Linked DNA regions of Homo sapiens: region 2 is linked to region 1. The links are chromatin contacts, found by Hi-C or POLR2A ChIA-PET in ENCODE. All regions are on one chromosome and are shown on one strand. The core of a region is the stretch at or near the end of the contact, and the rest is flanking DNA. Distances in the headings are between cores, read along the strand shown. Region 1 holds the start of ZNF354C (zinc finger protein 354C). Region 2 holds the start of CNOT6 (CCR4-NOT transcription complex subunit 6).

Region 1 (6,858 bases), core at 1,831-4,330:
TTAGTATCTGGGACTATAGGTGCTGCTGCACCCAGCTACTTTATTTTTAATTTTGTATAGTGACAAGGCCTCACTATGTTGCTCAGGTTGGTCTCAAACTTCTGGGCTCAAGCAATCCTTCTGTCTTGGCCTCCCAAAAGTGCTGGGATTATAGGCGTGAGCTACTGTGCCCAGCTACTACTGTTACTAATGCTCATAGCAACTCAGTCATGTATGTATATTATTAACCCCACCAAAATTGAGGAAATGGGGTACAGAGAGATAAAATAACTTGCTCAGGGCTACATCCCTAGCTTGGATTTGAAGCCATGAAGTCAAGCTCCTGAGTCCACATTTCCAGCCTATGGGCTATTGGAAAAGGAGTCAATGAAGAATAGGCTTTGGAGTATGGCAGAAAAAATGCACAGAAGGGAGGGGACTAGAGGAAAGGGAGCTGGTGTTGAAGGAAAGATGGGACTTCCACGTCGGAATGACAGACAGGAATGCTAGGAAAAAGGTCAGGCCTGAGGACAGATTTGGGGAAGATACTCAGAACGCTGAGGGTTAAAGTAATGAAAATGGATCTTAAATGGGGAAAGAACAAGAAAAAAGAGCCCAGGTAGAGAGGCTAAACTAGCAGAGAAAAAAGAAAAGAATCAGAGAAGGAAATAGAGGAATCAATCAGACAGGTGAGATGGACATTTGGACAGCTTAACATCCCCGCTGCACTGGGAGGGGAAGGCCCCAGGCCTGCCTCCTTCTGGGCTTCAAAGCCCAAACCACGCTGAACTCCTTCTGGGATGCCCTTAGTCTTCTCTAAGCACCAATATCAGTCCTGGCCTCCAGTATAAACTCAGAATGCCCCCACTTCTGGGATATTTCCCCTGAACATTTAATCATGTTTCCTAAGATCGATACCACGAACTCCCAGAAGATGGAAATGACAGCTTTCCTCTTTCCATCCCGTGTGCTGCACAGGATCCTGTACATAGGGCTCAATAAATGCTTGTGGAGGCTGTCTTCCGGCCCTTCCACATCTTAGCCCCAAGTGTGACTATATCCTCTATGAAGACAGAGACTGCTTCATGCCCCATTCTCCCCACCCAGCACCAGTGTAGTGGGAAGCATATGCTCAGAACTGCCTCAAATGTGGATCACAGAGTGAGCGGGGTGAATTAAGAGTAGTCTCGGGACAAAAGAGGCACATTCCTCAGCAGCCCCTTGCTAAGCCCAAGACACTGGGAAAAACTTTTGAGGTTCCGGATTCTTCATCGTTTTGGTTGGACCAAAAAGTACCTGGACAAAGTCTGGAAACATGTCTACCATCTCTGAATCCAGAAGCCAACTGATGAAAAAGACAACCTTCACTCACTCTCACCTGAGCAGACAGCAGATCCACAGCCATCCCTTCCTCCTCAGTCTTCCTGCCCAGGGAGAGCAGAGTGTGGACACGGTGGGTCTGCAGAGGAAAAAGGTGTCAAGAGGAACCCTGGCGTCAGGAGATGGCTTGGAGAGAGGAAGTTACAACCGCCCATAATGTCCATCAGGTCTCAAAAAAGCCACCCCCCGTAATGATGTAAAGCAAGAAGAGTGTTTACTAGTTTACTAGGGCAATGTGCCAACCCTACTTCTATTTCTGCACTTGGACTCTTTAACTTCCACCTTCGGGCCTCTCAGCTACCTCTAGGCAAACCGTGACTCCCCCATGGATGTCTGGAGTCCTTCGCTAGCTTTGAACTGCACACCTAAAAGTCGCAATGAATATCCAGTCTCCTGGGGCGCCACTTCCCAGCCTAGCTAGCTGATCCTCATCCTGCCTGCCCTGCCTCACCCTTTCCTCCCTATGGTAGCCACGATAAAGAGGCTTCCCCGCATCCCTACCCTGGTGACAGACCCCACTGCTCGCCCTGAGTGGTCCTTCCGTGGAGTGCTGTGTTCTCCCCAAGAAACTGTGAGCATAATCCAACCACTCAGCTTTCCCAGCCTCTTTACTAGATCTTCGTCGGGCCTTACCACACTTTACCCAAGGTAACAGGATTAAGGCACTGTCCCCACCCAAAGCCAGAGCTTTGCTGTCCCTCCTAATACTCCACAGGTGCCGCCTCTAATGGCACCCACAACCAGAAACAGCCGTCGCTGCCCAAACACCAACCCCAGGTGGGAGAGGTGGAAACCGTGCCCGCCCCACAGAAAGCAAGGGAAGAGGCTGCCTGGGGCAGCCGGGCAAGTGTGAGGGCCTCCAGGCCCGCGATCTGCAGCGGCGACTCAGGGTGCCCCCTAGCATGGAGCCAACCTGGGGCTCTGCCAGGCCAGTTCCAGCGGGTGCCTCGACCAGCCCAGGGGAAGCTGCCACACAAGGCCTCGGTTACGCGACGAAGCGCACCTCCTCCCAGGAAGCGGTGAGTGTTTTCCACGCAGTATTTTCAATCTTCACATTTACAGATGTTACGGAGACTGAAAACCAGGAGGTCGTGACCTGCCCAAAGTCATAAGGGCCGGGAAGGCAATCCTGATCCTAGCCCCAGGCCCCAGTTACATCTGGGGCAATGACCTCGCCACTCTGCCTCGGTCTCCTCCTGACAGAGCGGGAACAGCGTACCGCCACCCTATCTGTTAGCAGGGATGCGCGGAGTTCGTTCGGGCGATGCGCTAGTCTGGTGCCTGGCACCCGAGCGCTCTCGGCGGGCATCAGCTATTGCTTTTATTATTTCCGTTACTCAGAAGAAAATGCACAGAAGAAAATCGCAGAATGAACAACGACAAAAGGCTGGCATCCCCACCCCAGCGGCCCGGCGCACCCAGCTCACCTGGCGAGGCGCTCCCTCCCGCGGGTCTCCGGCAGTCCAGGCCGCTCGCGGACGGCGCCCCGGGACCCAGTGGCCAAGGGGCCCGAGCCGCGTAGGGCTGGTCCCAGAAGCCCAGACGAGGCTGCACGCCGCCCACTCGCTGGAGAGGCCCGGATCCACCCCGGCCCGGAAGAGACCACTGCGAGCGCCTCAACCCCAGGCCGGCAATCCTAGCCAAGCCTGGATGGCCCAAGCCAGGAGAACCCCCGAAAGGCCGCGAGCTGTCCCCGAAACCCCGCCAACCGCGGGAGAACTACCACTCCCGGCATGCCTCCGGCCCCACGCCGACTACACTTCCCAGGGGACGCCGCGGTGCGCGCTGCGAACTCCGGGAGAGGAACCGCCTCCGCCAACGAGAGCTCTCAAAGGCGACAGTGCGCGGAGGGGCTGCAGTGCGAGGGAGTACGCACGCCGCACACGAGGCAGGAGGTCTCCAGCTGCTGGCCGTGCTGCCTACAGCCCGCGCACTTGTTAAGCAAGCGGAGTAGTTTGAAAAAACAAAACCGGAAATTAGATTCATTTAGGAGGATCAGTGTGCTGTAGCTCCCACCGCTGGTTGTGATTACTTTTCTGTTGATACAAAATAATTTACATAATGTATAGGGTCCATGTGAGTGCTTGTTACGTGCATAGACTGTAATGATCATCAAGTCACAGTATTTGGGGTATCCATCACCTTAAGCATTTATCATTTTTATGCGTTGGTATCATTTCAAGCCCTCTCTTCGATTTACTTTGAAATATACACAATATTATTGCCAAGTATAGTCACCCTAGTCTGCTATTAAATATTAGAAATTATTTCTTCCATCTAACTGTATGTTTGTACCCATAACCAACCTCTCTTCATTCCCCTTCCTTTCTGGCCTTCCTGGCCTTTGGTATCTATCCTCCTGTTGTCTATGTCCATGAGATCAAGTGTTTTAACTCCCGAATATAAGTGAGAACATGCAGTACTTGTCTTTCTGTGCCTGGCTTATTTCACTTAACATAATGACCTTCGGCTCCATCCATGTTGCTGTGAATACATTATTTCATTCATTTTTATGGCAGAATAGTATTCCATTGTGTCTATGTATGACATTTTCTTTACCCATTCATCTATTGCTGGTAGGTTGAGTCTATATCTTGGCTACTGCAAATAGTGCAGTGACAAACGTGAGTGCAGGTATCCTTTTCATATACTGATTTCTCTCCCTTTACCAGTAGTAGGGTTGCTGGATTGTATGGTAGTTCCATTTTTAGTTTTTTGAGAAACCTCCACACTGTTTTCCATAGTGGCTGTACTAATTTACATTCCCACCAATAGTGTATAAGAGTTCCCTTTTCCCCAAATCCTCACTGGCATCTGTCATTTTTTTGTCTTTATAATAATAATCATTCTAACTGGAGTGAGCTTATATCTAATTAGAAAGTGTTAGTAACCAAAAGAGCATGATATTTGTATAAAAATAGACACACACACCCCCCCATGGAACAGAATAAGAGAACCCAGAAATCAGTGCACCCATTTACAGCCAACTGATTTTCAACAAAGGTGCCAAGAACACACAATGAGGAAAGGACTACGTCTTTAATAAATGGTTCTGGGGAAAACTGGATAATAATATGCAGAAGAATGAACTTGGACCCCTTCTCTCTCAACATATATAAAAGTCAACTCCAGATAGATTAAAGATTTAAAGACTCCAAACTATAAAACTGATAGAAGGAAACATCGGGACAACTCTTCAGGACATTGATCTAGGCAAAGATTTTTCTTTTTCTTGCCTGTGCTTTTGAGGTCTGTGGCTAAGACCTCAAAAGCACAGGCAACAAAAAGAAAAATAAACAACTATATTAATCTAAAAAGTGTCTGCACAGCAAAAGAAACAACAGAGTGAAGCAACAACTTGAGAGAAAATATTTATAAATTACTCATCCAACAAAGGACTAATACCCAGTATATACAAAGAATTCAAATAACAGGTTTGTGACCAGCCAGGCCAATGTGGCGAAACCCCGTCTCTACTAAAAATGCAAAAATAGCCAGGCGTGGTGGTGCATGCCTGAAACCCCAGCTACTTGGGAGGCTGAAGCAGGAGAATTCCTTGAACCTGGGAGGTGGAGGTTGCAGTGAGCTCAGATCATGCCACTGCACTCCAGCCTGGGTGACAGAGCGAGATGCCATCTCAAAGAAAAAACAAAACAAAAAAAACCACAACAGTATACAAAGAGTCCCATTAAAAATGGGCAAAGGGCTGGGCACAATGACTCATGCCTGTAATCCCGGCACTTTGGGAGGCGGAAGTGGATGGATCACTCGTGCCCAGGGGTTCCAGAGCAGCCTCAGCAACATAGTGAGACCTTGTCTTTACAAAAAATAAACGAAATTAGCCAGGCATGCCAGTGCAGGCCTGTAGTCCCAGCTACTCAGGAGGCTGAGCGCAGAGGATTGCTTGAACCCAGAGGTTGAGGCTGCAGTGAGCAAAAATAGCACCACTGCACTCCAGCCAGGGTGACAGAGTGAGACCCTGCCTCAAAAAAAAAAAAAAAAAAAAAAATAGGCAAAGGACCTGAATAGACATTTCTCAAAAAGACATTCAAATGGCCAACAGGTATATGAAAAATGTTCAACATTACTAATCATCAGAGAAATGCAAATCAAAACCACAAGATAGTTATGTTATTTTAAATTCTTTTAATGTGTACCATACACAGGAGATAATGTATTCATAGGCACAGATTTTTGTTTTTATTTATTTATTTATTTATTTATTTTGAGATGGAGTCTCACTCTGTCGCCAGGCTGGAGTACAGTGGCGCGACCTTGGCTCACTGCAACCTCTACCTCCTAGGTTCAAGCAGTCTCCTGCCTCAGCCTCCTGAGTAGCTGGGACTACAGGCACGTACCACCATGCCCAGCTAATTTTTGTATTTTTAGTAGAGATGGGGTTTCACCATGTTGATCAGGATGGTCTTGATCTCTTGACCTCGTGATCTGCCCACCTCAGCCTCCCAAAGTGCTGGGATTAGAGGCATGAGCCACTGTGCGAGGCCCATGGTTTAATAATAATAAAACAAATACCCACATACCCAACACTTGGGTTACCAAAGAGAAATTTACCCAAAATTTGGAAGCCTTGTTCACAGTGCTCCCAAGTCATTTTCCTGAGTTGCTTTCAGCATTCCTTTGTTTTGTTTGATAATTACTCCACATGCATGTGTCCCTAAACATTGTTTACTTTTGCAACATTTTAAATCTTTATAAAAAGACAACCTGCTATATACATACAATATACAATATGTATGTATATAAAGGTAATCTGCTATATACATACAATATACAATTGTATAGTTTCAATTGTACATTGTATTCAACTTTTATACAATATACAATATGTATGTATATAGCAGATACCCTTTATATAAAGATTTCTGCATATATATGTGTATATGCCTATATGTGTATATATGTATATATATCATGTGTATATACATGCATATATGTATCATGTGTATATATGTGTTCAACACAAACACTTTTAGATTAGTCTACCTTGATACATGCAAAGTTCATTCCTTTTCATTACTGTATAGGATTTCATTATTGATTCATTCAGCAACAACAAAAATTATGTTGAACACTTATCCTGTGCCTAGCATTGTGCCAGATTCTGGAAATACACCAGTGGGCAAAACTGGCAAAACCTGTGCACAAATGCAGCTTGAATTTTACTGGAAGAGAGAGAGGAAAGATAATAAGAGGAATAAATACGTTTTGAGATAGAGATGAGTGTGAAGGCAACCAAAATAATTCACTCCAAAACATACTTCCCTGACATATCTTGAGATGGCTATTCAGAGAGCTTGCAGACAGGAATAGTCCTGAAAAGCTGTCTTTTGTAGAGGAGACTTGCATCTGTTGAGGAAATGAAGTGCAGTCAACAACAGATGTGAATAGGCTTTCTCTGAGGCTCTCCCCTCGTCCAGATCTGAGAAAGACTAACTGAGAGTCTGACACCTTTGAAAATCTGGTGCAAACTTTAACCAC
Region 2 (6,686 bases), core at 2,160-4,659, 1.4 Mb before region 1:
AAAGGCATGAGCCACCGCGCCCAGTCTCAGCAATTCTTAATTTCACATACACAGCGTTTTATTAATCACACTTTTGTTATAAAATGACTGTATGAGTAATGGGTATAAAGATATCTACATATCCAAGTCTTTGGTTTTCCCAGTAAAACATACATTTTTAGCTGAGCCTATTAGGACTTTTCCAAAGTAATAAATGCTTTCAAGCAGAGCTTCCCAAGCCAGTGGACCTTGCATATGGGAATGGGTTCTAAAGGTGCTGAACATACTGATCCCTCACCCCTAACGGCCCAAAGAATACAGCTGTGAGCTGCCTTAACCATTTATTCCAATATGTCTTACATATATTATCCTTTTCTGTTGCACTATGAAAAAGGTTTATCATTTAAAGAATATAAGAAGGCAAATATAGGTACTGGAATGTCTAAGCATTCACCAAAATGCATACTTTTTTTTTTTTTTTTTGAGACGGAGTTTCACTCGTTGCCCAGGGTGAAGTGCAGTGGCGTGATCCTGGCTCACTGCAATCTCTGCCTCCCAGGTTCAAGCCATTCTCCCACCTCAGCCTACTGAATAGCTGGGATTACAGGCATGCGCCACCACACCTGGCTAATTTTGTATTTTTAGTAGAGACAGGGTTTCATCATATTGGCCAGGCTTGCCTCGAACTCCTGACCTCAGGTGATCCACCCATCTCGGCCTCCGAAAGTGCTGGGATTACAGGCGTGAGTCACCGCGCCTGGCATAAAATGCATACTTTTAAACTACATGTACAGTGGGCAAATTCCTACAACGCCTTTACACATTTGTAGTTAGGACCAAGTTCTATAAACCAACCTTATGTCTGCTCAAAAGTTTGAAATTTCCCAATAATTGTAGTTTTACTTTGCCAACAACATTTAAGCAACCTGAAAATACCTACAAATTGAACAGGCATTCAAGAGGAGCCGCTTGGGCTGCATCACCACTATCAAGACACTATGGAAATTACCTAATGATTGACTTTCAGAGAAAATCTTCAGTCTCACAAGAAAATCTGTCTTTCGTCACCGTTTTTATAAAGTGATCAAGACAAGGTCTCACTACGTTGTGACAGTTATCACAGACTTTATATATGTTACTTTATATTTTTCTGAGACAGGGTTTTGCTGGTCTCAAACACCTGGGCTCAAGCCATCCTCCTTCCTCAACCTCCCAAAGCGCTGGGATTACACGGTGAGCCACCATGCCTGGCAATTGCATCATCTTTTTTGATCATTTCGTTCAGCATCTCGTTCATCGACTGAGAAGTGACCTGAAATAACTTCCAACCATTAACATACCCTCCCTCCTCCCAAAAGAACAAACCTCTAGCGATTAGGTCGCACACTCATGCGCTCTCACACGCACACAAACCCGGTCCTTTCCCTCCTCATTACAGTACCATGGGCAAGTCACCTCCACCTAGAAAGGTCTGTCTTCTCATTAGCAGCTGTTCATGTATTTTGTTTAAAGCAAAACACCTGGAGTAGATCACAGATCTAAAGATATTAAGCAATTTTTATTCTAAATTTTACTCTAAAAGTCATCACATTCTAAACACTGTGATGGCCAGGCATGTTGGCTCATGCCTGTAATTGCAGCACTTTGGGAGGCCAAGGAAGGAAGATCGCTTGAGCCCTGGAGTCGGAGACCAGCCTGGGCAACAGAGCAAGGCTCTACAAAAAATTAAAAAATTAGCCGTGGTGGTGTCTGCCGGTAGTCCCAGCTAGTCAGGAGGGTGAGGCAAAAGGATCGCTTGAACCCAGGAGGCGAAGGCTGCAGTGAGCCGAGAACTGTGCCACTGCACTCCAGCCTGGGTGACAGAGTGAGATCCTGTCTCAAAAACAATAAATAAATTAAATAAAGACTGTGATAAATGTCTTAACAGCAATTCCCCAAAAAAGCCTTTAAACCCTTTTGATCAATGGCCCACGTCCACTCCTACAGCCTACTAATCTGTTCTAGAGTAGTAAATTCTAGTATATTGTAAAAAATACAAAGTGCTACTACACACCATTTTATTTTTCAGTTATTCATATTCACTCTCTTCCTCTTCAAAGTTAAATTCCCAGATACAAGTAGGCAAGAAGATTCAGCACTAACAATGAGACAATCCACCTGGAAAACAGGTAAGTATGGGAACTCAAATTGAAGCAGATTATCTAAAACACATCAGCTTACACAGTAACAACAAATCCAAAGAGCTCGAGCGAGATGACCATTCACAACGCTGTCAATGGCAACAACAGTTAAAAACAGAAGGCCACAGGTGTTGGTTAGCAGGCTCTTCGGGGAAGGTGAAGGAGGTAAAGAATCAAAGGAAGTTTCCAAAGAAAATAGCGATTAGTGCTGAAAAACAAAAAGGAGGGATGCAATTTGGGTTACCAGAGAAAACTGCTTGTAGAAACCAGTACAATCTCCGAATCCTTCGCAATACTATAAAATAAGCATCCTCATTGCATGCCAAGTGCTTCTTTAACCTGTAATCCACCCCGTCCTCTCCCTCAAAATCTGCGTTAAACTGAATTTTAAAAACATTTTAGGGGAGGGGGTAAGCAGTTGGTTTCCCGCTTGACAGTAATTGTGGCCACGGAGCGCGAAGCTCCACACTCCACACAGCGCGCCACCCACAGAGGCGCTTCTCAAAAGTTGCCACCCATCTTGGCCACGAGTCCCGGGACACGGACTCGCCTCCTCCGACGACGGCAGCCGGGACCGGCCGGGATCCGGGAGCCCAGCGCCGACCCTCTCCCCTCTGCGCGCCGCCGCCGCCGCCGTCAATCAACGCCCCCCTCCCAGGGACTCGGCCCGGGGGCGCGGCCCGGGGCGGGGCGCGATCGCGGCGCGTCGAAGGGGCCCCCAACAGCCGCCAGCTTGCGGAGCAGCGGGACCGCCGCCCACGAAACGAAAGTTGCCCGCGACCGAGCCCGGCCGACGGGGGGCGGTCCGTGCGCGGCCGGAGAGAGGAGCGGCGCCCCGACCGGGCCTCCGGCCTGCCTCGCTCACCTCTCGGGGTGCGCCGCCTTCCTCCGCCGCTGCCGCCTCCTCCTCCCTGTGAGTGCAGCGGGGTCTGCCCTGTGGAACCACCATACCAGTCCCGCCCGCTGCTGCAGCGCCGCCACCGCCGCCGCTCCTCTGCCGCCTTAGTCGCTGCTCTTTGTTCCCCCTCCGAGAGCCACTGCTTCGGCTGCCCGCCTCAGCCGCCCCGACGGGCCGCCACTACGCCCTCCCGCCCTCTCGGCCCCCGGCCTCGCCCTCCTCGCTGCGCCCGCCGCTGCCTTCGCCTCCGCGCCGCCGTCGCCGCCGCCACCGACGCCGCCGCCTCCTCCTCCGCGCCCCCCTCGTTTTCATTGAAAGCAAACAAGCATCATGGCGGCGGCCGCCGTCCCTCAGCCAGCGAGCGCCCGGACCGCCGCCGGCGCTCCAACATCCTGGCCGCTCATTGGGCGCCGTCGCCGGGCACAACCATCCGCCCTTCGGTGCGGGGGTCGCTCCCGGCACGCAGCTGCCCAGGCCCCGCCCCCTTACCCCCGCGCTGGAGAGCGGTGGACCGGCCCGGCGCGCTGCGGGCCCTGCCTCCCTGCCTGCCGCCCTCCATCCCTTCCTCTCCGTCCATCCTTCGTCTCCTTCTGTTCCCGCTCTCCTCGCTCCTTTCCTGCCTTGGCACTTCTGTTTTCTCCTCTCCTTAGCGCTCCTCCATTTTTCATCTACTTCTTTTTCCGCCCCAGGTTGTCCACTTTTTTTTTGTTTTTTGAGACGGTGTCTTGCTCTTTCACCCAGGCCAGAGTGCAGTGGGGCGATCTTGGCTCACTGCAAGCTCCGCCTCCCGGGTTCACACCATTCTCCTGCCTCAGCCTCCCGAGTAGCTGGGACTACAGGCGCCCGCCACCGCGCCCGGCTCATTTTTTGTATTTTTAGTAGAGACGGGGTTTCACCGTGTTAGCCAGGATGGTCTCCATCTCCTGACCTCGTGATCCGCCCACCTCCGCCTCCCAAAGTGCTGGGATGGCAGGCGTGAGCCACCGCGCCCGGCTGGGTTGTCCACTTTTATCTCCTCTTTTCCTTGATCGTCCTCCCCTTTTTTTCTCCTCTTCCTTTTCCTTAAGCCTTCGCCTGTCAATCACGTCGAAACACAGTATTTGACCGGAGCCAGTATCTTGATCTGCCTAAAGACAAGACATTCAATCGTGAACAGTCGAATATTATTCCTTCCTCAATTATACAAAGAAGAGTAAGTTAACATACCACTTCAGCCTATTAATGGTAATTCATTCCATTACATTAATGGACAGTTTTGGTGCTGGGGTCCTAGCCTGGGTAACGGACAGCAGCTGCTGTGCTCCAAGATCAAAAGGTGTTCAGGGCAAACTCTGGTGTTTGAAGGTCAGCAGAGAAATGACTGGGCTGATTCATGATGCTTACATCAAGAAATATTAGTTGACTGATGGTCAGGGCACAGAGATGAATCAGACCCCACCCAGCCCTGAGTAAGCTCACAGTCTAGGGGCAAGAATAACACCCAACAGACTTAATATTGGAGGTATATTGGTCGGGCGCGGTGGCTCACGCCTGTAATCCCAGCACTTTGGGAGGCCGAGGGGGGCAGATCACCTGAGGTCCGGAGTTGGAAAACAGCCTGACCAACATGGCGAAACTTCGTCCCTACTAAAAGTACAAAAAATTAGCCAGGTCTGGTGGCTTGCACCTGTAATCCCAGCTACTCGGGAGGCTGAGGCAGGCAGGAGAATCATTTGAACCTGGGAGGCGGAGGTTGTAGTAAGCGGAGATCGCACCATTGCACTCAGGCCTGGGCAGCAAGAGCGAAACCCTGTCTCAAAAAAAAAAAAAAAATTTGAGCTATATGTTGAAGGCGTGAAGGAAAAGGAAAGCTGCCTGCCCACCTATGTGGCAAACTAGGATAGGCTGCTAACTGCTTCCTGGAAAATCAACCCTGAAGAAATGAGAGTGAGACAGGTTCCAGGAACTAACAGTAGCAACAAACCGAGGCTTCTGCTTCAGTGAAGGCTGTTGAGAGCTGGGGATGTGGGAAATGGGTTGCTGTTGCCTGGGGTGGAGGAGACCTGGCTGGAAGGGCAAGGAAAGGATGAGGGACAAAAGCTGTTCAGAGGTGAAGATGATCCCCCTCTCCCCAGCACGGCCTTGGGATGGTCATCGCTTGGCACTGCCATGACATCAGGAGTGACAGCCCAGGCCTCTAGCGCCATAGGACACTGGGCAAAGACAGAGCAGTGCAGAAGTTTAGGAGTCAGGAAGAACACATGTAGACCAGTAAGCTGCCTGTGGCCATCCCTCCACAACCTCCTCCTGTACAGCAGGGAGTTGTGCGGCCCTGTGCTGTACAGAGTATCCCAGGCTGAGGGGCCAATGGGACAGACACCCTGCAGGGCCTCTCCTCCCTGTGTGAGTGCCCTGGCCGTCTGTGCTCCAGCCTGGGTGCCTTTTTGTAATTTGGCCAGAGGCAGCTACCTCAGCCCGGTGCGGGGACTCAACGCCTGTAATCCCAGCACTTTGGGAGGCCGAGGCGGGCAGATGACTTGAGGCCAGGAGTTCGAGACCAGCCTGGCCAACATGGCAAAACCCCGTCTCTACTAAAAATACAAAAAAAAAAAAAAAAATTAGCTGGGTGCAGTGGCGGGCACCTGTAATCCCAGCTACTTAGGAGGCTGAGGCATGAGAATCGCTTGAATCCAGGAGGCAGAGGTTGCAGTGAGCTAAGGTTGCGCCATGGCACTCCAGCCTGGGCAACAGAGCAAGACTGTCTCAAAAAAAAAAAAAAAAAAACTCAAACAAAACAAAACAAAAAACAGAGGGAGCAATTCCCTTGTGACTGGCACGACTGTATGGAGGAGGGGAGGTCTTGTTGCACAAAATCTTGGTAGCATAAAGCAACAGTTTTACTGTATCTCATGATTCTGATGTTCACCCTTGGGGCCTCATGCCTATACCAAAGGTGGCAGCTGGGTGTTGAATGTCTGGCACCTCGCTGCCCCCTAACGAGGCCTCCCCCGCAGTGTCTCATCCTTCAGCCTTTGTGTGTGGCCCCTTTCCCCAGCAGGAGGTGATCCTGCACTTCCTACATGACAACCAGGGGCTCCAAGAGGAAAGCGAAGCTGCCAGGCCTTCTGAAGAAGGCCACTTCCTCAATATTCTATGAATTAAAGCAGGCACAAGCCCAAGCCAGATTCAAGAGGAGAGGACATAAGCTGTGGAGGAGCTGCGCGTGCATGCAGGGCGGGGTGGACTAATTGGAGCCCTCTGGGGAGACTTGCTGCCACCAGGAGGGTACGATAGTGGCTCTGCTGTGCATGCCCTTTTCTTTCTGCATATCCGAGGAGAACCCCGCAAAATACCTACTCACCCTTTCAGGCCAGATCAAAGTGCCCCTCATGTTAGGCCAGACCTCCCATTGCAAGTTATAAAACTCACAACTCAATATTTCTTTGCAAGAAGGAGGGAATTGAATTGAAAGAGGGAATGCTGAACCATTCAGGCATTGTAAGGTGGCATCAAGAATCGATCTCACCTCCCACCCTCCATCCTGTTCTCTCTGCAGGCCTCACAAGCGGGAAAGATGCCACCAACACCTGCAGGCTTAGATTCTACCAGCTTCTCCGCTTAGAGAAGGTGCTTCTTTCCTAATGATTCCA

The links. A loop is a pair of places that touch in the nucleus more often than their neighbours do. ChIA-PET counts read pairs that join two places held with the same protein, here RNA polymerase II (POLR2A). Pooled maps may share reads with other maps.
Region 2: a map of CD8-positive, alpha-beta T cell shows a loop between it and region 1 (6-fold over the local background). The contact joins the promoter of CNOT6 here to the promoter of ZNF354C in region 1. A Hi-C loop is called at or near these places in 1 of 168 maps with a recorded cell type or tissue (CD8-positive, alpha-beta T cell) and 3 of 50 pooled maps. POLR2A ChIA-PET finds 5 or more read pairs at or near these places in 1 of 52 experiments (activated T-cell).

What each region holds. Positions count from the first base shown.
Region 1 is chr5:179,056,595-179,063,452 of GRCh38, reverse strand. ZNF354C (zinc finger protein 354C) reads right to left here and starts at 3,080. Exons shown (of 5, transcript NM_014594.3): 1 at 2,787-3,080; 2 at 1,358-1,438. The coding sequence starts at 1,384. RefSeq lists an enhancer at 2,226-2,761.
Region 2 is chr5:180,491,102-180,497,787 of GRCh38, reverse strand. It overlaps CNOT6 (CCR4-NOT transcription complex subunit 6), which reads right to left and starts at 3,409. Exons shown (of 12, transcript NM_001370472.1): 1 at 3,025-3,409. RefSeq lists silencers at 2,640-2,899, 2,930-3,029, 3,200-3,339, 3,470-3,669.